Linked DNA regions of Homo sapiens: regions 2, 3 and 4 are each linked to region 1. The links are chromatin contacts, found by Hi-C or POLR2A ChIA-PET in ENCODE. All regions are on one chromosome and are shown on one strand. The core of a region is the stretch at or near the end of the contact, and the rest is flanking DNA. Distances in the headings are between cores, read along the strand shown. Region 1 has its middle 6.0 kb from the start of TRS-TGA1-1. Region 2 holds the start of VPS26A (VPS26 retromer complex component A). Region 3 has its middle 27 kb from the start of SRGN. Region 4 has its middle 45 kb from the start of SRGN.

The links. A loop is a pair of places that touch in the nucleus more often than their neighbours do. ChIA-PET counts read pairs that join two places held with the same protein, here RNA polymerase II (POLR2A). Pooled maps may share reads with other maps.
Region 2: a pooled map shows a loop between it and region 1 (4-fold over the local background). The contact joins the promoter of VPS26A here to the enhancer-like site in region 1. A Hi-C loop is called at or near these places in 1 of 168 maps with a recorded cell type or tissue (naive thymus-derived CD4-positive, alpha-beta T cell) and 7 of 50 pooled maps.
Region 3: a loop to region 1 is called in a pooled map, with 4 times the contacts of the local background. The contact joins two enhancer-like sites. A Hi-C loop is called at or near these places in 1 of 37 single-sample maps with no recorded cell type and 2 of 50 pooled maps. POLR2A ChIA-PET finds 5 or more read pairs at or near these places in 1 of 52 experiments (activated T-cell).
Region 4: a map with no recorded cell type shows a loop between it and region 1 (5-fold over the local background). The contact joins two enhancer-like sites. A Hi-C loop is called at or near these places in 2 of 37 single-sample maps with no recorded cell type and 1 of 50 pooled maps. POLR2A ChIA-PET finds 5 or more read pairs at or near these places in 1 of 52 experiments (GM12878).

Annotation. Positions count from the first base shown.
Region 1 is chr10:67,767,326-67,773,712 of GRCh38, forward strand. No RefSeq gene overlaps it. Among named protein-coding and RNA genes, the nearest start is that of TRS-TGA1-1, 6.0 kb to the left of the region's middle. RefSeq lists enhancers at 3,578-3,767, 3,948-4,107. Within about 2 kb of position 3,431, at least 3 of the 41 ENCODE cell types and tissues checked have a DNase peak (open chromatin) inside an H3K27ac peak, as active enhancers do; they include GM12878, where a contact is called at or near this core.
Region 2 is chr10:69,121,897-69,128,283 of GRCh38, forward strand. It overlaps VPS26A (VPS26 retromer complex component A), which reads left to right and starts at 2,282. Exons shown (of 9, transcript NM_004896.5): 1 at 2,282-2,384. The coding sequence starts at 2,382. RefSeq lists enhancers at 1,516-1,875, 2,740-3,246 and a silencer at 2,136-2,535.
Region 3 is chr10:69,057,428-69,063,814 of GRCh38, forward strand. No RefSeq gene overlaps it. Among named protein-coding and RNA genes, the nearest start is that of SRGN, 27 kb to the right of the region's middle. RefSeq lists enhancers at 94-293, 4,242-4,361. Within about 2 kb of position 4,149, at least 29 of the 41 ENCODE cell types and tissues checked have a DNase peak (open chromatin) inside an H3K27ac peak, as active enhancers do.
Region 4 is chr10:69,039,579-69,045,965 of GRCh38, forward strand. No RefSeq gene overlaps it. Among named protein-coding and RNA genes, the nearest start is that of SRGN, 45 kb to the right of the region's middle. Within about 2 kb of position 5,138, at least 6 of the 41 ENCODE cell types and tissues checked have a DNase peak (open chromatin) inside an H3K27ac peak, as active enhancers do; they include GM12878, where a contact is called at or near this core.

The sequences.
Region 1 (6,387 bases), core at 2,181-4,680:
CTTGCTTTCCTTTTGAACCTAGGTGTGAGGCTGTAATCCACTCCCAACCCCACTCCCAGCATAGAAGCTGAAAAAGTCACATACTTGCTGTCTCAGCCTCCCTTGCAGCTGAGGAGGCAGCATGTGACCTAGACTCGGCCAATCAGATGTGCCCATCTCCAACTTTCAATCAAGAGCTATTATTAATAATACAAAAAGCAGGTAGGATAGAAATCCACCCTTGCAGTGGGCAGAGGCAACAATGGCACTCACAGGGATTGCCAGGGCCAGAGCTGCAACTGGAGTTTACAGCTGTTCAGCAACGGAACAGTAGGGTCTGCACGAGACTAATTTTGTGGCGTCATTCTGCTGTGATCTTGGACTCTGCCTACCCTAACTTACTCCTGTTCTACTTTCCAAAAGTGATTTTGCAGCCTTCTTGGCAATTCTACAAACTATTCAGTATCCTTCCAGTAAGTTCCTATGAGTTTCTGCTTAAATCAGCCCCATTCAAAAAAAAATTTTTTTTGGCTTCCAAAAGTTATAGTATAACCCCCTCTCACCCCATCATTTTCTGCTAAGAAAACTCATATTCTTTCAAGTCTCACTTCTTAGGGAAAGCATTCCTGCAAAATCTCCCAGGCTGATTCAGAAGCCACCCCTTAGGCAGGATGCGGTGGCTCACACCTGTAATCCGAGCACTTTGGGAGGCGGAGGTGGGCGGATCAGCTGAGGTCAGGAGTTCAAGACAAGCCTGGCAAACATGGCAAAACCCTGTCTCTACTAAAAATACAAAAATTAGCTGAGCGTAGTGGTGCACACCTGTAGTCCCAGCTACTCGGGAGGCTGAGGTAGGAAAATCGCTTGAACCCAGGAGGTGGAGGTTGCAGTGAGCCCAGCATTGCACTGCAGCCTGGGGGACAGAGCAAGACTCCATCTCCAAATAAATAAATAAATAAATAAAGCCACCCTATTTTTTATATTTTTTTCTTTTTCTTTTTCTTTCTTTTTTTTTTTTTTTCTGAGACAGGGCCTTGCTCTGGTCACCCAGACTGGAGTGCAGTGGCAATCACAGCTCACTGCAGCCTCAGCCTCGGACTTAATTGGTCCTCCCACCTCATCCTCCTGAGTAGTTTGGACTGCAGGTGCACACCACCATGCCTAGCTAAATTTTTTTTATTATTTTTTTGTAGAGACAGGGTCTCACTATGTTGCCCAGGCTGGTCTCAAATTCCTGGCTCAAGGGATCCTCCCATCTCAGCCTCCCAAAGTGCTGGGATTACAGTCCTGAGCTACAGTGCTTAGCCTCCAGAAACCCCTTTAATTCTCCCATTTCCTATTATAGCAAGGCTCACATTGCACTATTTCTGCCTGTTTGTCTTTCTTACCACTAAATGGTAAACTCCCTGAGGATGTGTAAAGGGATCATATCTCTCATTTTTGTGCCCCTACATACCACAGAAAAGGGACTCAAATTTTTGATGAAGAAATGAATGAATATTCATTTCTTCATCAAAGAAGAAATGCTGAAGTATGGACGTCAGCACATGTCCAAACTTCACCCCTAGAATGCCCAAAAAAAGTGGGAGAGAAAGGAGGGGCTTAACATGCTGTTCTCCTTTTGAAGGTCACTAATCTTTGCCTTAGTATAATTTATTGTAATATTGAGTATCCCCCACCTAGAATAGTTTTAATATAAAAGAGGGCAGAGGACAACAGCCTATGTACCCTTCCTTCCCTTTCCATATTTTTCCTTACCTTTTCTTCCCATTCTTTGTCTTCTAGCACTGAAAGGGCAGACAGAACCAGGAGGCAAGTACATACAGACCTCTGCCTCCATGGGTCACCCCCACCTTTGTCTCCTTGAGAATGTTCACTTTCCAACTGGCCTCCATGCAACTCGAGGTTTAGCTCTCTCCATGATGAGCAAAGAAAAATCCATGGAAGGGGTGGGGGTGGATGTGGAAGAGGTTCTGCAGTGCACTCCTCTTCTCAGAGGAAACCATTTCAACTCCTCTTTCCACATTTCTCTTCTCCAGAGTTCTCTTATCCACTACCAACCCTCCTGTGCATCCCCTCGAGCCAGCTTTTTCTGACCCAACCTCACATGATGCACTGTCTTGAGGATTTTCTCTCAAGACCCCAGCTTTTTCATTCTTTTATGTTACACAGCAATTCAGCCTTGTCCCTGTGCCTCAACATGCCTGGCAATCAGACCCCTCTTCGAAGGCAGAGGAAGTTATAATATCAAGGTCCCCTTCTCCCAAATGTTTTTCTACCTACTTCCTTTAGTAGAAATTAGGTCCTGCAACTTTCTGATCAGTGTTCAAAGGTTTTAAACATAAATAGACTGAAGTGAATTTTTTGCAAATTGTAATCAGTTAATCTGTAGAAATGCTAAATTTACAATTATCCTTCCCTTCTAAATCCAGGTCCCAAATCCATTCCAGTTTGTGGCATTTCCAGCCATGGAGCAGGATACACCCACTTGGAATGATCCTGATATTTCCCTATTCCTTAACCCATTTCCTATTCAACCCAAGTGCCATTGAGTTTGCCCCTAAATATGCTGAGAATCAACTTTGTTCCATATTTACTACCACCACCCAGTCCAAATCAACACTACCTCTCATCTCAACTACTTCTCGGCCTCTTAATTATCTCCTCCAATCCACTCTTCCTCCCCTCCAATCTGTTCTCCATAAAATAAATTTTTCTTTTAAAATGCACATTTGGTCTTATAACCTTCCTCCTGAGAACTCTTCTGGGGATTTCCATGTGCTTTTACAATAAAGACTAGAATCACTAGCATGACCCCATAGCTCTCCATGATCCTGCATGGCATAATTACCGGGCCTCTCCCTGTCATTCTCTAGCCAAATGTACTTTCTTTTCTTTTAGTTCCTTGAAAAGACCAAACTCTTTCCCACCTTAGGAATTCTGTACATGTTCCAATGTCTCCCTCCCCATCAAACTGATCAGTCCTCCTTCTTATGTAATTTCATACCATTTTACTCTTTTTCTTCACAACACATCATGCTTTGTGATATTTTAGTGTGAAATATTTGCTTAATGTCTCTGTGTGTGTGTACACGTGTGTGTAAAACCACAAAATCCCCTTATCTGCTATTTAATGGGCCTTCAATAAGTAATATTGTTGAGTGAATTTTGTGATTGTGAGGATCAGAAAGCAAGAGGTCTCAGAACACCTGAAGGGGTGGGAAGCAGAGGGTAAACTGTTTTCCTGCAGCTTTGGGGATGAATCAAAACTGTGCCTGAAGAGATTTGTGCCCTGAGTGCATAGATCTGCAGGAATATTGCAGCTCAACCATTTGATATATTGCACCACTGTTTAGCATGATTTATGAAGCTGTTGTTCTGTTTTAACTCAACATGTTCATTGTAAAGGAGTTTCATCCTCAGAGGTTTCATTAATGGAGGCATTGTTGTGTAGTGAGGCAGTAGAAAAAGGAAGTGAGAGATAGGGCTGGCCTACAACCTGTGTAAAGCTTGCATTTCAAGTCCCCTCTGGAGGGAATGCCCATTTCTGGAGTCTTGTTTCCCAATATGCCCATGTCCCCAAAAACATCTGGTCTCAGGCTCTTTCTACATACTAGAGTGCAAACAACTAGTAATAATACCTAAGTCTTAGCTCCTGCAGGGGTGAGAGAGACAGAGGCTCTGACACTGGAATTTTCAGGTAAAACAGATATCCTGTTCTATCTGAAGCACTGATGAAGAAAACATAGAGCTTTCAGCTCTTGTTCCAATGACTAGTTTCTTTCCCAATCTGCATGAAGTTGGTCAGTCAAGCTCACCCAGGCTCATAGACTAGAAGCCCCAGGAAATGAATTATTTCTGTTTCCTTCCCACCATCTCACACACATGCTCTTAAAATATCCATTCCCTTCCCTTGCCTCGGATCCTGGGTCCTGAGACAGGCTCTCACAGCCCAGAGAGTGGTTGTGATGGACTTAGTCTTACCTCAGCTGCTTTGTCTGGTGCTGGGCTGCCAAGGGAGGCATGCATGAGCAAGGCCAGTTCTCCATTCATATCTCAGACTATTTAGAAGAATCCAGTGACAGAGGACGTGGCCTGTGGGCTTTATGCTTGTGATGCTTTCTGCTGCTTGAGGTCGGGGTGGAGAAGAGGCTAGAGCTGACAAGCTTCTCACTCAGGGGCTGAGGTGGGGCACAGCTCCTGTCTGCTGGACTCATAAATCTCCTGGTCCCCACCCCAGGGATCTCAGAGCCCCCTTTGTTCTTTTAATTTTTATTCTAATAAAACCTCCTACATAACATAGGTCTACAAAGACTCTTGGGGAATATATTTCCCTCCCAAACATATTCATTTGAGACACAATTATCAAAACATTTGTTCAGGCCAGGCGCAGTGGGTTCCACCTGTAATCCCAGCAGTTTGGGAGGCCAAGGCAGGCAGATCACTTGAGGTCAGGAGTTTGAGACCAGCCTGGCCAACACGGTGAAACCCCGTCTCTACTAAAAACACAAAAACTATCTGGACATGGTGTCGCATGCCTATAATCCCAGCTACTCGGAAGCTGAAGCCAGAGAATCTCTTAAACCTGGGCAGTGGAGGTTGTAGTGAGCCAAGATTGTGCCACTGCACTCCAGCCTGGGCAACAGAGCAAGACTCAGTCTCAAAAAAAAAAAATTGTTCAGCACACGAACTTTAGACACATTTTATCTGACACCACAAGTCATTCCAAGAGATGAATATACACAGTATCCCTCTGAAAGCTACTTGTCTTCCAGATGTAAAGACATCTGTCTCCATCATTGGAGACAGAATGCTAGTGTTTTGAAATAACCTGTGCTTAGGATGTTGGAGCACAGAAATGCTGCACTTAATTTTGGTACCCACCTCTAGTGCAGGGATTAGTTAGCAACTTTTTCTACAGGTCAGCCAGTAAATATTTTAGGTGTTGCAGGCCATATGGTTTCTGTTGCAACTACTCAACTCTGCCTGTGTATCACAAAAGCAGCCATAGATAATCTGTAAACAAATGAGTGTGACTGTGTTCCAATAAAACTTTATTTACAAAAACAGTGGGCTGGATTTGGCCTGTGGCTATAGTTTATTTCTGCTCTAGAGGACTCTCCTCACTATAATAAAAAAAGTTCTTCCCAGGTTATCACTGTGAAGATATCATTAAGTGGGACACTGTCAAGAGGCTGGTTGACGTTTCACTAGTTCTTCCTGGTTTATACACATCCAAGAAATCTCATTATTTCCATTAACACAAAGATACCAAGAAAGGACATGAATGTTTTTTAAGATCATTTTATCTCAGTACATCAGAATGGCCCAAATCCTTCCAGAATCCTCTCATGTACACTGGGATTGTCTGCTCCACTTGACAGCAGATGGGGTGCAGGTCCTGGAAATGCTTACCTAGTTTCTCCTTTCTCTGTAGTTAGTACTGTATCTGCTGTTGTAAACAAAGCTTTTCAGCCCTTGAGCATGTTAAGATGTAACCTGAAACCAGGTTTGCAAGTTTATTTGTGAAGTAATTTGAAGGAATAGGAAGAATTTGAAGGAATAGGAAAAACAGAGACTTTGAAGTCAGAGCAACCAAGCATCAAATATAGGCTCCTTCCCTTTCTTGCTATGTAACTTTGGGCAGTTTGCATAACCTCTCTGAGCCTTAATTTCCTTATCCACTAAGTGGTAATAATAATTACTTCTACCTCATGGCATTGTCAGCAGTCACTGCCATTTTCTAAGTTCTAACCACAGGTCAGGCACTGTGATGAGTGTTCATTCATTTAACATCCAAAACAGACCACAGCTAGTTTATAGATGAGGAAGTGAAGATGAGATCACATGCTGGTATTCTCTTCCCCTTTTCACCAGAATGGGTCCCTCATAGAGGTATCTGCAACCAACTCAAGGGAGCCACTGGACAGGGATAAAAAAAGGCCATTTGACTCATGTTATTGAAGGAGTGGAATGTTCTTTGCTCTTTTGTCTCTCTGAGCTGGATAAAGGGAGGAACAAGTTCCCTGGGAGTTGATGTACAAAGCTGCCCAGAGTTGACTCTAGCTGAGGATGTGTTTGGGACTGCATGAGGCCATCTCTGAGAGGCTAACAGCAGCTGCTCTGACATTCTCTCTGATCTAGGCCTTTTTTTTTTTTTTTTTTTTGGTGCCTATTATAGCTCATGATTGGTTTTACAATATAATTCCCCAGCCTGTGTAACATTCATCATTCCAGATTCAGCTCTGAACACTTTTTAAAAAATATATATCAACTGCATGATATGTGTCAATGACCCCTGAATATGAGATATTCTATCCTTGAAAGGAAAGACTTGGAGGAGCCTTCTCTCCTGGCATCCCTGGACTGCGTAAGGCTGTTTAGTCACCATCACCATTGCCTCTTTTT
Region 2 (6,387 bases), core at 1,032-3,531, 1.4 Mb after region 1:
AACTCGGTACTTTTGTTGATGAAAGTCAATCCCTGTAAGTTAGTCACATTTTCCTCACACACCCCACCTTTTTTTTTTTTTTTTTTTTGGCAGAGGGCAAATATAGAGATGCCACAGTTCTCAGCTGGTGAAACACTGTACTGCTCACAATCTAGCTCTAACATTCTGGCTTGCTGAATAGATTGATAGGTAGGCAGACAGACAAATAACTAGCTCAACAATTCTGTTGCTTCTTGTATTTATTATGATAGCACAATTATTGATTGGGTTTTGATCAGTAGAATAAATAATTAGTACAAATTGGTTTCTAGTGTGACTTTCTTTGCCACCTCTTATTTATACCTGGCTTCGCTAGTATTTCTTTGCCTGTGTGGCATTTTCATCTATTCTCTTTGTTATGTTGATATTTAAGTCCCAGAAAAGAGTGGGTAGGAACCAGAGTAGCTCTCAAGGTGACAGGCAAATCTTCTAAGTGAAAAAAACCATTTTTCACTTTTATTAATTAAAGATTTGCATTGTTTTTGCTGCTTTCTTTTCACAGTTCAAACAGACAACAATATCAGTGTTACTATAGTTATTTATTTTTTTTGAGATGGAGTCTCGCTCTGTCACCAGGCTGGAGTGCAGTGGCGCAATCTTGGCTCACTGCAATCTCTGCCTCCTAGGTTTAAGTGATCCTCCTGCCTCAGCCTACCGAGTAGCTAGGATTACAGACGTGCACCACCATGCCCCGCTGATTTTTGTATTTTTAGTAGAGACGGGGTTTCGCCATGTTGGCCAGGCTGGTCTCAAACTTCTGACCTCAAGTGATCCGTCCGCCTCGGCCTCTCAAAGTGCTGGAATTATAGACTGTGAGCCACCATGCCTGGCCCAAATATGTGCATTTAAAGCTACAAATTTTCCTTTTACACAGTGTCACTGCATTCCACAAATTTGATATGTTGTATTATTATCTTTTATTTCAAATTATTTTATTTTTATTATTTTTTATTTTTGAGACAGAGTCTTGCTCTGTCGCCCAGGCTGGAGTGCAGTGGCTCCATCTCGGGCACTGCAACCTCCGCTTCCCGGATTCAAGAGATACTCGTGTCTGACCTCAGGTGATCCACCTGCCTTGGCCTCCCAAAGTGTTGGGATTACAAGTGTGAGCCTCCGTGCCCGGCCTCAACTTATTTTTAAATTTCCATTGATCTCTTCTTTGACCTAGAGATTTGGAATTATGTTGCTTAATTTCCAATATTTCCGGAATTTTCTGGCTTGTTTGGGTTGATTTCTAATTTTAATTCTATTGCGGTTAGAGATGATACTCTGATTTCAATCCTCTTAAATTTGAGGCTCACACTGAGGATTAAGTATAAAAAAATTTTTTTTGATACCTGTTTCATGGACTCGCCTCACAAACTTCTGTTTTAAGGTGGGGTAATTATAGTGCGTTCAGGGATGGATTTTTCTTCTGCTTTGGTTATGCATAGAGTGCACTGTGGCCCTTCAACACTATACTCTGAAATCCCACACAGTATTTTCCTCATCTGGAGGTCCTATAGGCTTACACTAGGGAGGAGGATCCAGTTCAGGCCAGCGTAGTCTTCAGCTGCGCCGTGGGACTTTCGGGGGAGCGCCTTTGCCCTCTCAGAACGGCTGGGCGGAACGGTGGGTTTGTGAGCCCTCCAGGCTCAGGGTGGGTCGCTCAGGGGCCATCTGGGGACTTTGGGAAGCAATGAAAGTTGTACCCTAGGATTTTTTTCTACTGGTCTTCTCTTCAGAGGCGAGAAAGCCAAGTTAAGAAAACCCAGACTCAGAAGGAGGTGGAGCGGGACTGCGTTCAGGCAAGGTGGCAGAACGCCTCGCCGTGGACGAAGAGAGCACATCTCTTCTTGCGAGGCCTAAGGAAGTAGGGCTCCCACTCGCCTCGGCAACCCAAGGACCCAGCCAAGGAGAGAGCCTCCAGATGAATCCTTCCTCTCCTCCTTCCTTCCCAGCCGCTCAAACTTTCACAAAGAGGAACTGGGTGCGGTAAAGAGGCCGGACACGGAACCGCTCGTCCGGTGACCGAAGAGACGGCGAGGAGGAGCCCGCGAACCCGCCTCTGTTCAGGCCCCGCCCACTCGACGTAATTTGCCCGCCCCTCTCCACCCTCCGAAGGGTGGAGCCTGAGGCCCCGCCTCCAAGCGGCCTCTCCCCGGAGTGCCTGGCGGCCAGCAGGGCGGGGCAGGAGGCTGGGAGAGGGACGGGTGCGGGGGTGGGGGAGAGGAAGGGAGCGGTCACGTGTGAGGGGCGGCCCGAGGTCACGTGACGGAGCGCCGGAGCGGAGGGAGCCGGGGCTGGGAGTTCTCCTGAGGGAAGAGGAGTGGAGTAGGGGGGACGCGGCGGCGGCGTTGACAATGGTGAGTGCGCGGCGGCCAGCGCGCTCGCCTCCCGCCCTCGTCCCGGAGCGCGCGGCGGGCCGGCCAACCGCGGGCCGGGCGTCGCCGGAGGAGGGGACGGGGGAGCAGGGCGGGGAGCGGGGTTAGGCCTGTCGGGCCACCCCTGGGTCTGGGAAAAGCTGGCGGCGCCACCTCTTCCCGGTCTCGGCGAGGCCCGAGCACCTACGGGCGGCGGCGTGCTCTCCTGGCCATGTCGGAGCCTCTGCCCGCGTTCTTCGACTGCTTGTTGGGGCTCTGGCTGGGGACTCGGACCCCGCCTCTGCGGGGGCTGGTCGCCGCCTCCCCTTCCTAGGTAGCCAGTCCCTGTTCTCCTCCCGGGCAGCCTCTCTTCCATCCAGGTGGGGCGACCCGGGAGCCCCCCACCTCCGGACTCTTCGGGGGACTTGGGCACTCAGTGTGTCACGAACTTGATAAACTCTGATATTTTAAAACCTGACTATGGTGACATTCTTTGATTTCATGACCCCAGTTCAGGCTTTCTGTTGACACTTGTAAAATGGGAGAGAAAAATAAAAGGACGTTGGAATGGGGGATATCTTTAACTCCAGAGACACCCGTTTGGTGCCCGCCGTTTTAAGCATTGGCTCTCATTTCCGTCCGCAAGCTATTTCGCTGAACTTAACGCTCTGGGTTGTTGAAACGGCCTATGAGGCAGAGGAGGGAGGGGAATCAGTGCTCTCACCACAGTCCGCGGAAGCACTAGCCTGGGCATTGTGGTATTTAGCTGGGTGTCGGCAGTCTCTAGGTTAGATCTCATTTTACCCATTTTCTGGTAGTAGTCGTCAGTTCTCTTCATTTAGCGCCTACTGTATGCTCTCCTAATACTACCTGCTCTTCCCAAAGCTCACTGATTCAATAGACTGCTTGAGACTTTTGGCTTAAAAGGCCGAGCCAGGTATATTTTTAAAAAGCTACTTTGAATAAATAACTTTTAATTTCAGTAATGATGTTGCTTTCAAAACAAAACAAAACAAAATCCAGACATTCATGTTCATTCTTAGAGCTTTTTTTCTTTCATTCAACAAATAATTGCTCAGGTGTGCCTAGGGGACCCCAGTAAAATGGAAACAGCGCCTACCTGCTCTCGTAGCTTACAATGTAGGGAGAGATAAACATTTATTTGTGTAAATTATTTGTTTAACGTGGAAATTAGAATTGTGACAGATACTAAGAAGGAAGTATTGGGGGACCTTGCCTAGTCAGTGTTAGGGCAGGCTTCTTTAATTGAATATCATTTGAAAAGAAAACTTAAAAGGTCCTCCTATTTTTTGCTTACATTTGTAATTATTACTTTTAATACGCTTTTTTGAATTATGTTCAAGAGCAGTTTATATTTTCAAGTTACCCAAACAGAAACTAAATTGTAAAACTTTAAAACACTGAAATGGTCACAGATGTAATATATGTATGAAAATTTGCTGTTTCATTGCTTGTGTATGGGCTAAGTGAATGAATTTTGAGAGTCAGCCTTCCACCTCAGAAATGCAATGAGTTGCATTTCTTTACATCCACTGGACTTAGTGAAATTCCTTCAGTGGGGACTAAAAAGTTGCCTTTTTATGTATCTACCATGTATTTTTGCTAATTGGTAATGCTCAATATTGGGTTCAGAAATTATATGAAAAATCCTAAATTAACCTAAAGTCAGTGATAGGAGGTTTAGGCCAAGATTAGAAAACTATAAAAACAATTGCTAGCATGTTTTTATAGTCATATATATTGCAGTCCAGTTATTTAAAAGCTCAAGAGTTTTAACTTGCATATTAATAGTTAATCCTGAAAATCGCAATATTCCAAATGCGCCCTTGAAGATATCTTTACCAAAAGAAGTGAGTAGTATTTTTGCACTTAAAAGATCTCACGGGGTGCGGTGGCTCACACCTGTAATCCCAACAATTTGGGAGGCCGAGGTGGGCGGATCACCTTGAAGTCGGGAGTTTGAGACCAGCCTGGCCAACATGGCGAAACCCCGTCTTCACTAAAAATACAAAAACAAAAAAAAATTGGCCAAGTGTGGTGGCGCATTGCTGTAGTCCCACCTACTCGGGAGGCGGAAGTTGCCTGACCAACATGGTGAAACTCCGTCTCAACTAAAAATAAAAAAATTAGGTGTGGCGCACACCTGTAATCCCAGCTACTCAGGAGGCTGAGGCAGGAGAATCAATTGAACCCGGGAGGCAGAGGTTGCAGTGAGCCGAGATCGCGCTGCTGTACTCCAGCCTGGCGACAGAGTGAGACTCCGTCTCAAAAAAAAAAAAAAAAAAAAAAATCTCAAAACTGAATTGCTGTCTGCATCATATCCTAACCCTCAACAAATTTTATTCTCTTTCCTTCTAGTCTTTACCAGCTTGACAGTTGTGTATTTTACTTCCTCTTTAACATATCAGAAGTATTAGAATTTTATTTAGAATAATTAGAAAAAGAATTTAATTTCATTACCCTTTATTTCAAATGACAGAAGTTGCACATCTTAGAAAAAACTTTGAAAGAGAGACTTTGGGTAGAGATCTTTCTCTTTCAGTTCTTTCTAAAAGACAAGCTTTTTTCCTCAGTTATTTTTTTCTTTTTGTTCTCTACCTGTAAAATGTAAGATATCCACAATTTTCTGGAGGTGTTTTTTAGTAAGACTAGTTCTTTTATTATTATTATTATTTTTTGAGACGGAGTCTCGCTCTGTCGCCCAGGCTGGAGTGCAGTGGCGCGATCTTGGCTCACTGCAACTTCCGCCTCCTGAGTAGCTGGGACTACAGGAATGCGCCACCACACCCGGCCAATTTTTTTTTTTTTTTTTTTTTTTTGTATTTTTAGTGGAGACGGGGTTTCGCCATGTTGGCCAGACTGGTCTCAAACTCCTGACCTCAAGTGATCCGCCCGCCTTGTCCTCCCAAAGTGTTGGGATTACAGGTGTGAGCCACTGTGCCTGGCTGACTAGTTCATTTTCGATATGCCCTAATGTAAAAAAACTGAATGTTGGTCGGGCGTGGTGCACTTTGGGAGGCCGAGGCGGGCGGATCACGAGGTCAGGAGATCAAGAGCATCCTGGCTAACACGGTGAAACCCCGTCTCCACTAAAAATACGAAAAATTAGCCAGGCGCGGTGGCGGGCACCTGTAGTCCCAGCTACTCGGGAGGCTGAGGCAGGAGAATGGCATGAACCCGGGAGGCGGAGCTTGCAGTGAGCCGAGCTAGCGCCACTGCACTCCGGCCTGGGCGAAAGAGCGAGACTCCATCTCAAAAAAAAAAAAAACCTGAATGTTAACCCAATGCCATATTGTCATGGAATAACTGGTTAAAGTGCAGTAATTTATTACTCAACCTATTACTTTTTTGCATATGCTATACTAGGCTTTTTAAAAATGCCATTTGATTGCTTCCAATTTTAGTGTTTTGATTGTATTTAAAAATATCTTTTTTTTTTTTTTTTTTTTTTTTGAGACAAGCTCTTGCTCTGCCGCCCAGTCAGTGGCTTACTGCAGCCTCGACCTCCTGGGTTCAGCCTCCCAAGTAGCTGGGACTGCAGGCACACACCACTATGCTGGGCTAATTTTTTAAATTTTTGTAGATATGGGGGTCTAGCTGTATTGACGAAGCTGGTCTTGAACTTCTGGGCTCAAGTGATCCTCCTGCTTCAGCTTCCCAAAGTGCTAGGATTACAGGTGTGAGCCACTGTGTTCTGCTACTTTTTTTAAAATTATGAAATATTTCTTGCATCCAGAAAATAATAGAGGATAGCACGTAGTTTTTCACATATTTTTAATGGTTAGGAATTTAAATATTTAAGGAATGGTGTCAAAACACTGTTTATCATTATGGTGTTAATTGTGAAATTTTATAAAATGAACTTGGTTTATACCATTTTAATTGGTGGCAATTTTAGTTCTATCAAAATTTTATTTAACTTTGGGATTTGATTTTTTTTTTTTTTTTTTTGAGGCAGAATCTCACTCTGTCGCCCAGGCTGGAG
Region 3 (6,387 bases), core at 2,899-5,398, 1.3 Mb after region 1:
CCACGCTTTCCCTTCCCCTTATTGTCTCCCTGGAGAGGAGGAAGTGGGCTGGGGCCGGCGGGAGCCCACATGCACTTCCAGTTCCACACCATGCTGGGGGAAACTAACTGGTAGATAAATAAACACGGGACAGCGCAGGTACAAAAGGCGGCAGAGGCCTTGGGTCCACCCCAGTTCTCACCCTCTCCCTGACTTCTTGATTCCAGTGCAAAAGATCAGCAGCTCTTCTCCCTGAGGCCTAACCTGTGACTTCCTCCTCCTGGGGAAGGTAGAAAGACTTGTCTTCTGGCCTGTTCTCTAAGACCTCCCTTTTCAAGCAATGGAAGCATTCAGAACTTTAACAAGAACCAACCACAGTGACCCCACAGTGTCTGTCCTCGCTGAAATCTGAAAGCAAAGTGGTCAGAGTCGTTTGTGCCCAGGCTTCCTGGAAGTGGTGTCTTCTCAGCACGAGTCGAGCAGCCCAGGACAGACTCTTCTCCCTGACTCCTCTTGGCTTTAGAGGAGAGACTGCTGGTGACAAAAGGAACCTACTGGAAATAAGTGGAGGATCACCCACAGTCTCCCAGCTGCCTCCACCTACAGATAAGGAGGAAAGGGTGGGGAATGTGCTTCTAGTGAGCTGAATCCCAGCCTGGACTCAGGGCTGATCCCCATCCCCAAAGGGCTCAGAAGTGATTCAGGCTGCAGGCATCCCAAGTTGAGGTTCAAGAGAGTTATGCCCAGGAGCCCTGGATTTTCTGAGTTGGTATTCATTTCATATATGTGGTTACCCTTTTGTTGTTGGGTCTCGGTTACTGATTTGAAAAAATTTGTCATTATTAAGGGTCTAGGGCACAGTCCTGGGGTGCCTGGTATGGGCAGGAGTTAGTGGTTTCCTTGCGAGTATATGGCTTTGAGAGTTCTGTCCCCAGCCTTCCCTGTTGCGGCTACACTGGTTTCTGTTAATATCACTTCACTGTGGACTTCACTATCATTCTTCTCTGTTTTCTGTTTTCCTTCTTGCCCAACTTTAGCAACCACCAAAGGGATGCCAACTCCTCGTACCTGCCTCCAATTTTTATTTCATGGTCAAATTTTACTAATTTGGAGCAAACACACGGACCAAATAGTGAAGAGTTTGTTCTTTTAAGTTTTCTTAAGTCATTAAGAGATACTCCCCAGCCAGGCATGGTGGCTCATACCTGTAATCCTAACACTTTGGGAGGCTGAGGCAGGAGGATCGCTTGAGCCCAGGAGTTTGAGACCAGCCTGGGCAACATGTCAAAAACCCATCTCTAAAAAAAAAAAAAAGAAATTAGCTGGGTGTGGTGGTGCATACCCGTAGTCTCAGCTATTTGGGAGGCTGAGGTGGGAGGATCACTTGAGTCCTGGGGCTGTGATCATGCCCCTGCACTCCAGCCTGGGGAACAGAATGAGACCCTGTCTCAAAAAAATAAAAAAAAAATAATAAATAAAATAAAGAAACTCCACCTTGGCCGGGCGCACTGGCTCACACCTGTAATCCCAGCACTTTGGGAGGCTGAGGCAGGCGGATCACCTGAGGTCAGGAGTTCAAGACCAGCCTGGCCAACATGGCGAAACGCCATCTCTACTAAAACATACAAAAATTAGCTGGGCACGGTGGTAGAACCTGTAATCCCAGCTACTCAGGAGGCTGAGGCAGGAGAATCACTTGAAGCTGGGAGGCAGAGATTACAGTGAGCTGAGATCGTGCCACTGCACTCCAGCCTGGGTGACAGAGCGAGACATCTCAAAAAAAAAAAAAAAAAAAGCCCCATTTTGATCTTTGCACAATTCATTTGCCCTATCTGAGGAGTATGCTAACTAAAGGTAAATTTCAGCTGCATCCCTGCCAAGAGGAGCAAGAATTTCCTGAGTCTTGGGTTATATCGGGGGACTCCTTTTCCACATAATTCTCCTGGTTTATAAGTGCCTCTGAAATAAAAAATAAAGATGAAGTGGGAGCTGCCACCACCTATTTTCATTTTATTATTACTATTATTATTATTATTATGTTTGAGACAAGGTCTCACTCTGTCACCCATGTTGGAGTACAATGGCATGACCATAGCTCACTGCAGCCTGGAACTCCTAGGCTCAAGTGATCCTCCCACCCTGGCCTTCCAAAGTGTTGGCATTACAGGTGTGAGCCACTGCGCCCAGCCCCATGGCCTCTTTTTTTTTTTTTTTTTATGTGAGACAGAGTCTCTTGTTGCCCAGGCTGAAGTGCAATGGCGCAATCTTGGCTCACTGCAACCTCTGCCTCCTGGTTTCAAGCAATTCTCCCGCCTCAGCCTCCCAAGTAGCTGAGACTACAGGCACCTGTCACTACGCGCGGCTAATTTTTTTGTATTTTAGTAGAGATAGGGTTTCACCATGTTGGTCAAACTGGTCTTGAACTCCTGACCTCAGGTGGTCCGCCCACCTCAGCCTCCCAAAGTGCTGGGATTACAGGCGTGAGCCACCGCGCCCAGTCCCATGGCCTTTTTTTAATACCCAAGAAAGCTCAGGGATAATAACACACCATGCCTCTTGAAATTGCCACAGAAAGAAAATGGAAAGCCACTTTTAAAAATAAAAAGGCTCAGGCCGGGCACGGTGGCTCACGCCTGTAATCCCAGCATTTTGGGAGTCCGAGGCGGGCAGATCACGAGGTCAGGAGATTGAGACCATCTTGGCTAACACGGTGAAACCCCGTCTCTACAAAAAAATACAAAAAATTAGCCGGGTGTGGTGGCACGCACCTGTAGTCCCAGCTGCTGAGGAGGCTGAGGCAGGAGAATCGCTTGAACCCGAGAGGTGGAGGTTGCAGTTAGCCAAGGTCGCGCCATTGTACTCCACCCTGGGCAACAAAGAGCAAGACTCCATCTCAAAATAAATAAATAAATAAATAAATAAATAAATAAATAAATAATAAAAAGGCTCAAGCCTGTAATTGCAACATTTTGGGAGGCTGAGGTGGGCAAACTGCTTGATCCAGGAGTTCGAGACCAGTCTGGGCAACATTGTGAGACCCTGTCTCTAGAAAAAATTAAATTAAAATATTAGCCAGGTGTATTGCTGGCATGTGTCTGCAGTCCCAGCTTCTTAAGAGGCTGAGGTGGGAGGCTCACTTGAGCTCAGGAGGTCCAGGCTGCAATGAAGTGCGATTGCACCACTGCACTCCAGCCTGGGCAACACAGCAAGATCCTGCCTCAAAAAAAAAAAAGAAAGGAAAATGAAAAAGAAAAGGCTGTGTGGGTTGGCATGCACTTGAAATCCCAGCTAATTGGGAGGATGAGGCAGGAAGACAGTTTGAGCCCAGGAGTAAAACCAGCCTGGGCAACATCATGAGACCCTGTCTCAAATAAAATAAAACAAAATGAAAAAAAAAAAAACAAGACACATTTTAAATCTTCAATAATCTTTAAAAATATGACTTTTAAGATTCTTGGTTAATGCAATAGAAAATTCAGTGATCCCCACCTTTTCTTTCTTTTTTTTTTTTTTTTGAGAATGGGGTCTCACTATATTGCCCAGGCAGGTTTTGAACTCCTGGGCTCAAGCTATCCTCCAGCCCTCTTTTTAATACAAATAAGCAACTCATCCTTAATAATAGTTTGCTTGAAGACAAGGCATCTTTTTTTTTTTTTTTGAGATGGAGTCTTGCTCTGTTGCCCAGGCTGGAGTGCAGTGGCATGATCTCAGCTCACTGCAGCCTCTGCCTCCCAGGTTCAAGCAATTCTTCTACCTCAGCCTCCTTAGTAGCTGGGATTACAGGTGCCCGCCACAACGCCTGGCTAAGTTTTGTATTTTTAATAGAGATGGCGTTTCACCATGTTGACCAGGCTGGTTTCAAACTCCTGACCTCAGGTGATCCGCTCTCCTCAGCCTCCCAAAGTGCTGGGATTACAGGCATGAGCCACTGCGCACAGTCTACAAGGCATCTTTCAAAAGCAAACATGTTATTCCTCACACACCTTCTGAAGATTAAACATGGGATGGACACTACTGATGTGTGGTGGGCTTTGTATGGCTCACTAAGTGGGAGGAATTTTTTTAATATCCTATGTCATAACTCTCAAAGAATGTGTTAAAGCCAACCCAGGAAATTTCTTAGGAACAGAGGTCAACTTGACGGTTGCAGTATTTCTCGGACTTGCGGCTGATGACAAGGCACAGCAGCCTGGGAATTACACAATCTCCGCTCTTACGCATTTCTTAATCATTCACTGGATACAGTTGCATGAATACTTTCTGTTCCTGTTCGAGTTTAGTAAAAATAGCAAAATAGAAGCGTCTATGGGGTTAGGAGAGGAAAAACACTCTAGCAGCAAATTCTGTTCCATTCGACCCAACGTACACGATAGTGATCAGAGGACGTCTCTGGAGAGCGTGTTTTCCTTTTGACCTTGTGTACTTCCTGTACTTCGCTGCCTCTGTGAGCGTGCTGCTCAGGCAGGGCTCTGGGTCCTCAGCAGCACCGAGGCAGCAGAAACACCAGGTATCCGGTGCCCACCACACCAGCAACTTCTGCAGGTCACTGCTGATCCCCACCAGGTCTGACGGGCGGCTGCTCCTCCTGCATTTCACAGATGATTGAAGGAGGCTCCCCAAGGAAGCTGTCCTGGTCAGGTGGTTACAGGTGGCAGAGCAGGTGTGATAGCCCCAGGGCTGTCTGGCTCCAGAGCCTGTCCTTTCTCAACCCTACCACCCTACTTTACGACTTTACCTCCACTTGTTTTTCTTGCCAAAAACTTTTAGCACTACAGGAGAAAGAAGGCCTAGCTTCAGGGCGCTCACAGTCTAGTGAAGGAGAAAAGATGAATATTTAAAAAGCATTTTCTTCTCTGTGCAATGAGGAGCCTGGCACTCTGTGCAATGAGGAGCCTGGCATTCAATTAGAATTAGGGATTCTAACTGAAGCATCAAACCAGATTAGCTCAATGCAGGATGTTGGAACAGAGCACTGTGGGAATTCTGCTTACTGTCAGAGTTTGTATATGGGTAGCCAGGCATGGGGAGGAGGTGGGAAACAGTGAAAGCTGGAGGGACCAGGATTCATACCCCAGAGTGATGGATAAGGTGTAGACAGTATAACAGCAACCTCGATAGCTTGTATTGATTTTGGACTTGCCAAAGCCAGGTTTGAAGTGCTTTCTAGGTTTTGATGCTTTGAATCCACCCTGTAAACCTTAAAGTAGGTACTATTACTCTGTCCATTTCCACGTGAATAGTGGAGACATAGGGAGGTTAGGGAAATTGTCCAGGCCCCCCAGCTAGTAAGTGGCCAGTACTCGAACATAGGCGGGCTGACTCCAAGCCCAAGTTCTTGATCACTGTACAAAGTAGAGGATAAGTTGGCAAATACTCTAATAGATTTTGCCATTATGCTTGTCAAATTTGTAATTATTTGCCTACTGTCTGTTTTCTCCTCTAACCTATGTCTCCAAGAGGGCAGGAACTATGTCTGTCTGGCTCTCAGAGGTAATTTCAGCACCTAGACTAGTGACTGGCACATAGAAGGGTCTCAAAAGTTTCGAAGAATGGATGAAATGCATTGAGGGAAACAGAGGATTCCTTTCCACGAGCAGTCCCCACCCTCTGAGTCCGCCATTCAAGAGCTGACGAATATGAGCAAACTCACTTCTCTCCCTCCCTTGTCATCAGCAAAATGGGGTTGATAACAGAAGTGAAGCTCCAGAAAATGGTCTGGAAGTTCCTAAAAAGTTAAAAAATAGAGTCACCATAGGACTCAGCAATTCCACTCCTGGGTGTTTACCCAGGAGAATTGAGAATACAGTTATGTCCACACAAAAACTTATGCAAGGATGTTCATAGCAGCATTATCCGTGATAGCCAAAAAGTGGAAACAACTCAAATGCCCATCCACAGGTGAGTGCATAAACAAAACCAAGGAGATCCATGCAAGCACATATTTGGTCACAAAAAGAGCGAAGTGCTGAGACATGCAACAATATGAGTAAACCTCAAAAACATTATGCTAAGTAAAGAAGCTGGTCACAAAAGGCCACAAAATGTATGGTTCCATTTACATGAAATGCTCAGAACAGACATGTCCATGGAGGCAAAAAGTAGATTCGTGGTGGACAGGAGCTGGGTGGAGGGAGGAATGGGGAATGAAGAGTATCTTTTTGGAGTGATGAGAATGTTCTGGAATTAGATAGTGATGATGGTTATGAATATACTAAAAACCACTTAGTTGGAGACAGAACTGGGTTCAATCCTGGCTGCCCCCCGGCTTGGTGTATGAGCTGGGGCAAGTTACTCCATTTTGGGATCCTCAGTTTCCTTATCTGTAGGAAGAGACCCTGATCCATTTTGATCCTCATCACCCTATTCACTCCTTCTCCTATGTCCTTGGTGACAAGCCTGGGAGGAAAG
Region 4 (6,387 bases), core at 3,888-6,387, 1.3 Mb after region 1:
CATCTTAGTATTATTGTGAAAATAGTTTTGGCCTTATGAACACCCTGAGAAGGTCTTGGGGATCCCAAGGGTCCCCAGACTCACTGGAAAAACCCAGCTGTTCATTGGAAAGAGACCTGGATTTGAGTTCTGGCTATGTGGCTTTCTAGCTGTGTGACCTTGGGCAAATTATTTAACCATTCTGAGCTTCTTTTTTCTCCTCTGTAATGAAGCCCGTCTCATAGATTTGTGTTGAGGGTTAAATTAGACAATATTCGTGCCAGGTTCATGTTCAGCACTCAGTAGATGGGATTTGATCCTATTGTTATTGAGGTCTGGGGCTGGGGTGGGGGGGTGAATGGCAGTGTCATTGACAGTAATAGGGACATAAAGGGCCGGAGCTGGTGAGGGGGTAAGAAAAGTTCAGTTGGGTCGTGGTGAGCTAGAGCTGATGATGTGCCATCCAGGTGGAGCAGCTGGGCTAGAGCTCTGGGATTGGGTCTCAACTGGAGATCAAGATTTGTGAGTGGTAGGTTTTGAGGTAGAAATGAAGGATGTGAGGGCCAAGAATGTTAGCGCTGTGAGGGCAGGAAGGGTCTTGGAGCCCCGGGTCTAAGAACAGTGCCTGGCACAAAGTAGGTTCTTACTTATTTGCCTATATTTTTTAAGAGATAGAGGTCTTGTTCTGTTGCCCAGGCTGGAGTGCAGTGGTGCGATCAGATCACAGCTCACTGCAGCCTCCAATTCCTGGGCTTGATCAAACGATCCTCCCACCTCAGCCTAGTAGCTGGGACTACAGGCACGGGCCTCCAGCCTGGCTTATTTATTTATTTATTTTTGAGATGGGGTCTCGCTCTGTCACCCAGGCTGGAGTGCAGTGGCGCAATCTCGGCTCACTGTAAGCTCCCCCTCCCAGGTTCAAGGGATTCTCCTGCCTCAGCCTCCCGAGTAGCTGGGCTTACAGGTGCCCGCCACCATACCTGGCTAATTTTTGTATTTTTAGTAGAGACAGGGTTTCACCGTGTTGGCCGAGTTGGTCTCGAACTCCTAACCTCAGGTGATCCACCCTCCTCAGCCTCCCAAAGTGCTGGGATTACAGGTGTGAGCCACCGTGCCTGGCCTAATTTTTATTTTTATTTTGTTTTTAAAGACAGGGACTCACTATGTTGCCCAGGCTGGTCTTAAACTCCTGGCCTTAAGCAATCCCCCGCTGCCTCCATGTGTATCTGGGGTTACAGGCGTGAGCTAGGCCCTCAGTAACTGTTGAAGTGTAAATGAAATCAGGGAAAGAGAAAGACAACTAGTCCTGAGGCCATGGGTAGGAAGGGCGGGGTCTGAGACAAAGCTGTTCTGAGACTCACAGCGATGCCAATTTCCTCTGGAAACATTTGCTTTTAACCACCAGGGAATCCTTCCTGAAGCGTTTGCTTGAGACATCATCTTTTTTTTTTTTTTTTTTGAGGTAGGGTCTTGCTGTGTTGCCCAGGTTGGAGTGCAGTGGTATGATCATGGCTCACTGCAGCCTCAACCTCCTGAACTCAAGCAATCCCCCCACCTCAGCCTCCCAAGTAGCTGGAACTACAGGTGCGCACCACCGTGCCCAGCTAATTAATTTTTTTGGTAGAGATGAGGTCTTGCTATGTTGCCCAGGCTGGTCTGAAACTCCTGAACTCAAGCAATCCTCCTGCCTCAGCCTCCCAAATTGCTGGGATTACAGATGTGAGCCACTGTGCCCGGTCAAGACAGACACCCATCTTTTAAACTGGGACCACTTAACCAGCTCAACCATTTGATTTGGCTCAAGAGCTGGAGTTCAGAGAGAGGTGCCTGCTGTCCGCTGGTCCTTCAGGCACCGTTTCACATTTAGTCGTCCTTTTACACAGGTTACCTTGACCTTGAGTTGTCTTGTTTCACCTTGTGGAAGGGAGAGAAGGTGTGTGATTCTTGTGACTGGGACTTGTGGTAGACGTTCATCAATATTCAAGTCCTTCTTTACTGTCTCACAGAAGAATGAAGAGGAGCTGCAGGACAAGTTCCAACATCTCTTTTCCATCTTCATCCACTCCTGCCATGGGTGTGCAGAGGATGCACAGAGCGGCAGACCCTCTGCTCACCCTCCCCGTGGCCCAGTGCACTCCTGTTCTGGATACGCATGAAGCCCACTGTCTTGGAAGCAGCAGTGCACATGTCCCCATCATTCTTCCATCAAGCCTGGAATGGACTTTTTTTTTCGTTTTTTTGAGAAGGAGCCTTGCTTTGTCGCCCAGGCTGAAGTGCAGTGGCGTGATCTCGGCTCACTGCAACCTCCACCTCCCCATTTCAAGCAGTTCTCCTGCCTCAGCCTCCTGAGTAGCTGGGATTACAGGCGTCCGCCACCATGCCCAGCTAATTTTTGTGTTTTTAGTAGAGATGAGGTTTTACCAGGCTGGTCTTGAACTCCTGACCTAAGGTAATCCACCCACCTCAGCCTCCCAAAGTGCTGGGATTACAGGTGTGAGTCACCTCGCCCAGCTGGAATGGACATTTTTAAGGTGAGTATGATTTCAACAAAGTCATCCTTTCTCAATTTTAAATTTTGTTTCAGGTGTTTTAAGTCAATGTCAATGGTTGAAAACTATTGGATAGAGGAGATCTGGGAACTTACACAGACTGCACATGAATGCTTAGGGAAAGAATTCTCCTTTGTCCATGCTTTTGCTGTAAGCTGTGCTCTTTTGTGTTTAACCTCGTCATATACAACATGGACTGTCTGCCAAGGGCCTCTTGGTGATCTGCAAGGCGTTCTCAGATGGCTGTCTCTGAGGGCCTGGTCCCTCCTTTAGCTTGTCAAAGGACACAGAGATGGGTCACTGGAGCTGGCTCTCCTTGGGATACAATCCAGTCCCCTCAGCTAGGGCATTTGTATCACTGCCCTCGGGTGGAGCTCAACAGTGACCCCATGGTTAGGCCATCTGGAAACAGGCTGCTGACACCCGGGACTTCTGTGCTGCCAGGAAGAACAAGGCAGGAGGATGCGTCCCTGCACCCAGGCTGCCCTCCAAACCTGTGGAATGCAGCCCCTGGTCATAGAGGAGGCCCAACTGTTGCTGACACGTATGGGAATCCAGAGGCTGGGCTCCCCTTCATACAGCCAGGGCCCCACTCAGACCTGAGCCAACCCATCATATGCCAGATGGGACAGAGTGCTCACATGGGCCACTTGCCGGACCCTCTGACACTTTTAGGAAGCAGGTATTTTCACCATGGCCACACCCAATGCTAGTAAGTGCCTGTGATGGTTAATTTTATGTGTCAGCGTGGCTAGGCTCTGGTGCCCAGTTGTTGGTCAAACATTGTTCTAGATGTTGCTATGAGGGTATTTTTTTGAATGAGAGTAACATTTAAATAAGTAGACTCTGAGTAAAGCAGATTACCTCCCACAGTGTGGGTGGGCCTCACCCAATCAGTTGAAGGCCTTAAGAGAAAAGACTGAGGTCCCCCGAGGAGAAAAGAATTCGTCTCTAGACCACCTTAGGATTTAAGGCCACAACATAAACTTCTGCTAGAATTTCCAGCCTCCTGGCCTGCCCTGAAGATTTCAGACTTGCCTGACCAGATCATCGCATGAGCCGATTCCTTAAAGTCTCTCCTGCTGTTTTTCTGGAAAACCTGACTACTACAGTGCCTGAGGTGGGACCCGATTACCCCATTCTGCCTTCCAGCTGCTGGCGGTGCGTGTGTTTGCCCGGAAGGGTGATCCAGGGCTTCATCAGGCAAAGCATTGGGGATGGAAGTTCCGGCGACTCTCATGGCCTCGCCTGGTGAGGGGCACCCCTGGGGCAAACCCCGTTTCCTACTGATTCCATGTCAGCACTGCTTTTCCTGCTGGCAGAAATCAAATCAAGCCAGTTACCATGGCTCACACCTGTAATCCCAGCACTTTCAGAGGCCGAGGCGGGTGGACCACCTGAGGTCAGGAGTTCAAGACTAGCCTGGCCATCGTGACGAAACCCTGTCTCTACTAAAAATTAAAAAAAAAAAAAATAGCTTGGTGTGGTGGTGGACGCCTATAATTCCAGCTACTCGGGAGGCTGAGGCAGGAGAGTCATTTGAACCCGGAAGGCGGAGGCTGCAGTGAGCCGAGATCGTGCCACTGCACTCCAGCCCGGGCAACAGACAGAGACTGTCTCAAAGAAAAAAAAATGTTCCCGCCATCTAGGCATGAACTGTCTGCTGAAGCCCCTCAAATCTCCTGCCTTGCCCTGGATGGAGACCTGTTTTTATTTTGTTATTTCTGTCTATAAAAGCAGCTAGATTACTATGTCTTTCCTTTTTATTGAAATTTGAAAAACTGCACACCACTTATGTGAGCCACGTTATAATGGAAAAGGCAGGTGCCTCCAGAGGAGACACACAGGGCAGCATGTGTCTGCGTAATGTGTGTCATCAGAATACACGTGTGTGGGTTTTTGTCTAGCTCCCTTCATCTGCATGGCGCCAACAATGATTGTGAAGTATCTGTGAGCCATGAGTTCCTTTACTAATGCAGCACATGCTACTCAGGGCCTCCTCTGTGCCAGGCACCACACTGGGTTCCGGGGACCCAACAGGGAACAAGACACAGTCCCTGCCCACAGGGAATGTGCAGCCTAAGTGTCATCTCTGAGGCTGGGTTCGAAGGGAAGTGAGGAGCGTTAGAATTGGGGCCTGCAGCCTCTTAACTATTTGGCTATTTATCATTACAACGGGGCTCTATGAACCTAGTAATATTTTCTGTTTGAGTCAAAGACATTAGCATTTTTTAGAGCCAGCCAGCCGGAAGTGGGCTCTCCAACCTTCCCTCCACAGCTTCTCTGTGCATCTCACCGTGGCACCTTCACTTTCTGCCCCTACCATGTGATTTTGTAGATGTGGTGTCCACAGGCTGAGCTTTGGCCTCACCCAGACCTGGGATTGGGTCCCAGCCACACCATTTCTAGCCGTGTGATCTTGGCCTCACGACTTAGCCTCTCTCAGCTTCCCTTTCCTCATCTATAATACTAATTTGGGGGAAAATAATAGCTCTGTACTTTTATTGGTGGGGCTGTTAGGGAGATTAGTGAGATGATACATACCATAGTCCCTTGCATAAGTTTCAAATAATGTTACCTGCCACAGTCCCTTGCAAAAGTGCTAAAGGCAAGTCCCTTGCAAAAGTGCTAAATAAATGTTAACTTCCTTTTTTTAAGTTTTTTTTTTTTTTGAGACCAAGTCTCTCTGTCACCCAAGCTGGAGTGCAGTGGCATGATATCGGCTCACTGCAATCTTCACCTTCCTGGTTTGAATGATCTTCCTGCCTCAGCCTCCTGAGTAGCTGGGATTACAGGCACCTGCCACCACACCCAGCTAATTTTTGTATTTTTAGTAGAGACAGGGTTTCACCATGTTGGCCAGGCTGGTCTCAAATGTCTGACCTCAGGTGATCGGCCTGCCTCAGCCTCCCAAAGTGCTGGAATTACAGGGGTGAGCCACTGTGCCCAGCCATAAATGTTAACTTCTATAATATTATTTTTGTTATTGTTACTTATCTCCTTACTTATGTATTTTTCATTATTCAAGGGCAAGGACCATTTTTCCCCTTCTCCTCTTACCCTCCTCCTTGTTCTAAATAGGACTTATGGCAAATTTCAGCAAGTTGATGAGAAAAATAGAGGGAAAATGAAGATATAAACATAAAATGGAGCCAGCAGAGACTAATACAGAAAGTACATCCTTACTTTAGTGGGTCACAGGATTGGCTCTAAGCTTCCTAGCACCCAATGAGATGAAAGAAACTGAATTAGTTACATAATGTAACACTGTTGTCCATGAAATAAAACAAGCGAATAGCTCAGGAGAAACACACCTGGGCGACATTCTTTTTTTCCTTCTCACTTCCTTCTTGACCTTGTGATTCATTTTGCTGAAGGGAAGACCATTTGTTGGAAAGTGTTTCTGAATGCGATGGGAGTCCTGGCCCTTGGTAGAGGCCCACCCCTCGCTGTCTTCAGCTGATCTGTTAGTAATAGAGAAGATCTAGTTCCTGGCCCAGAGAACTGATCCTGCAATAGGGCTGTGTTTTTGAAACCAAAAGCGTCATACAGATAACAAAGGAGATGTGTCTCACTGTGGTTAGGCTATTTTGTAGCAACACTTGTTTCCACTCTTTTGCAATTTCAGGTTCTGTCAGACTTGATCTAAACATGAATGTGCAAGTCCAGTGCTCAGGCTGATATAACCACTGTCTGGGCCCTGAGTTGATTTGAATTTCCACTTCCAATCTGTGGTGCAACGTATGTAACACAGCAAATCAGTAAGGCTTTATCAAGCACTTTCTTTGTGCAAGGCCCCTGTCCCAGGCCCTGCCTGGGAACCTTGCTTCCAGCTTGAGGTAATGGGGGTCAAGAAGGA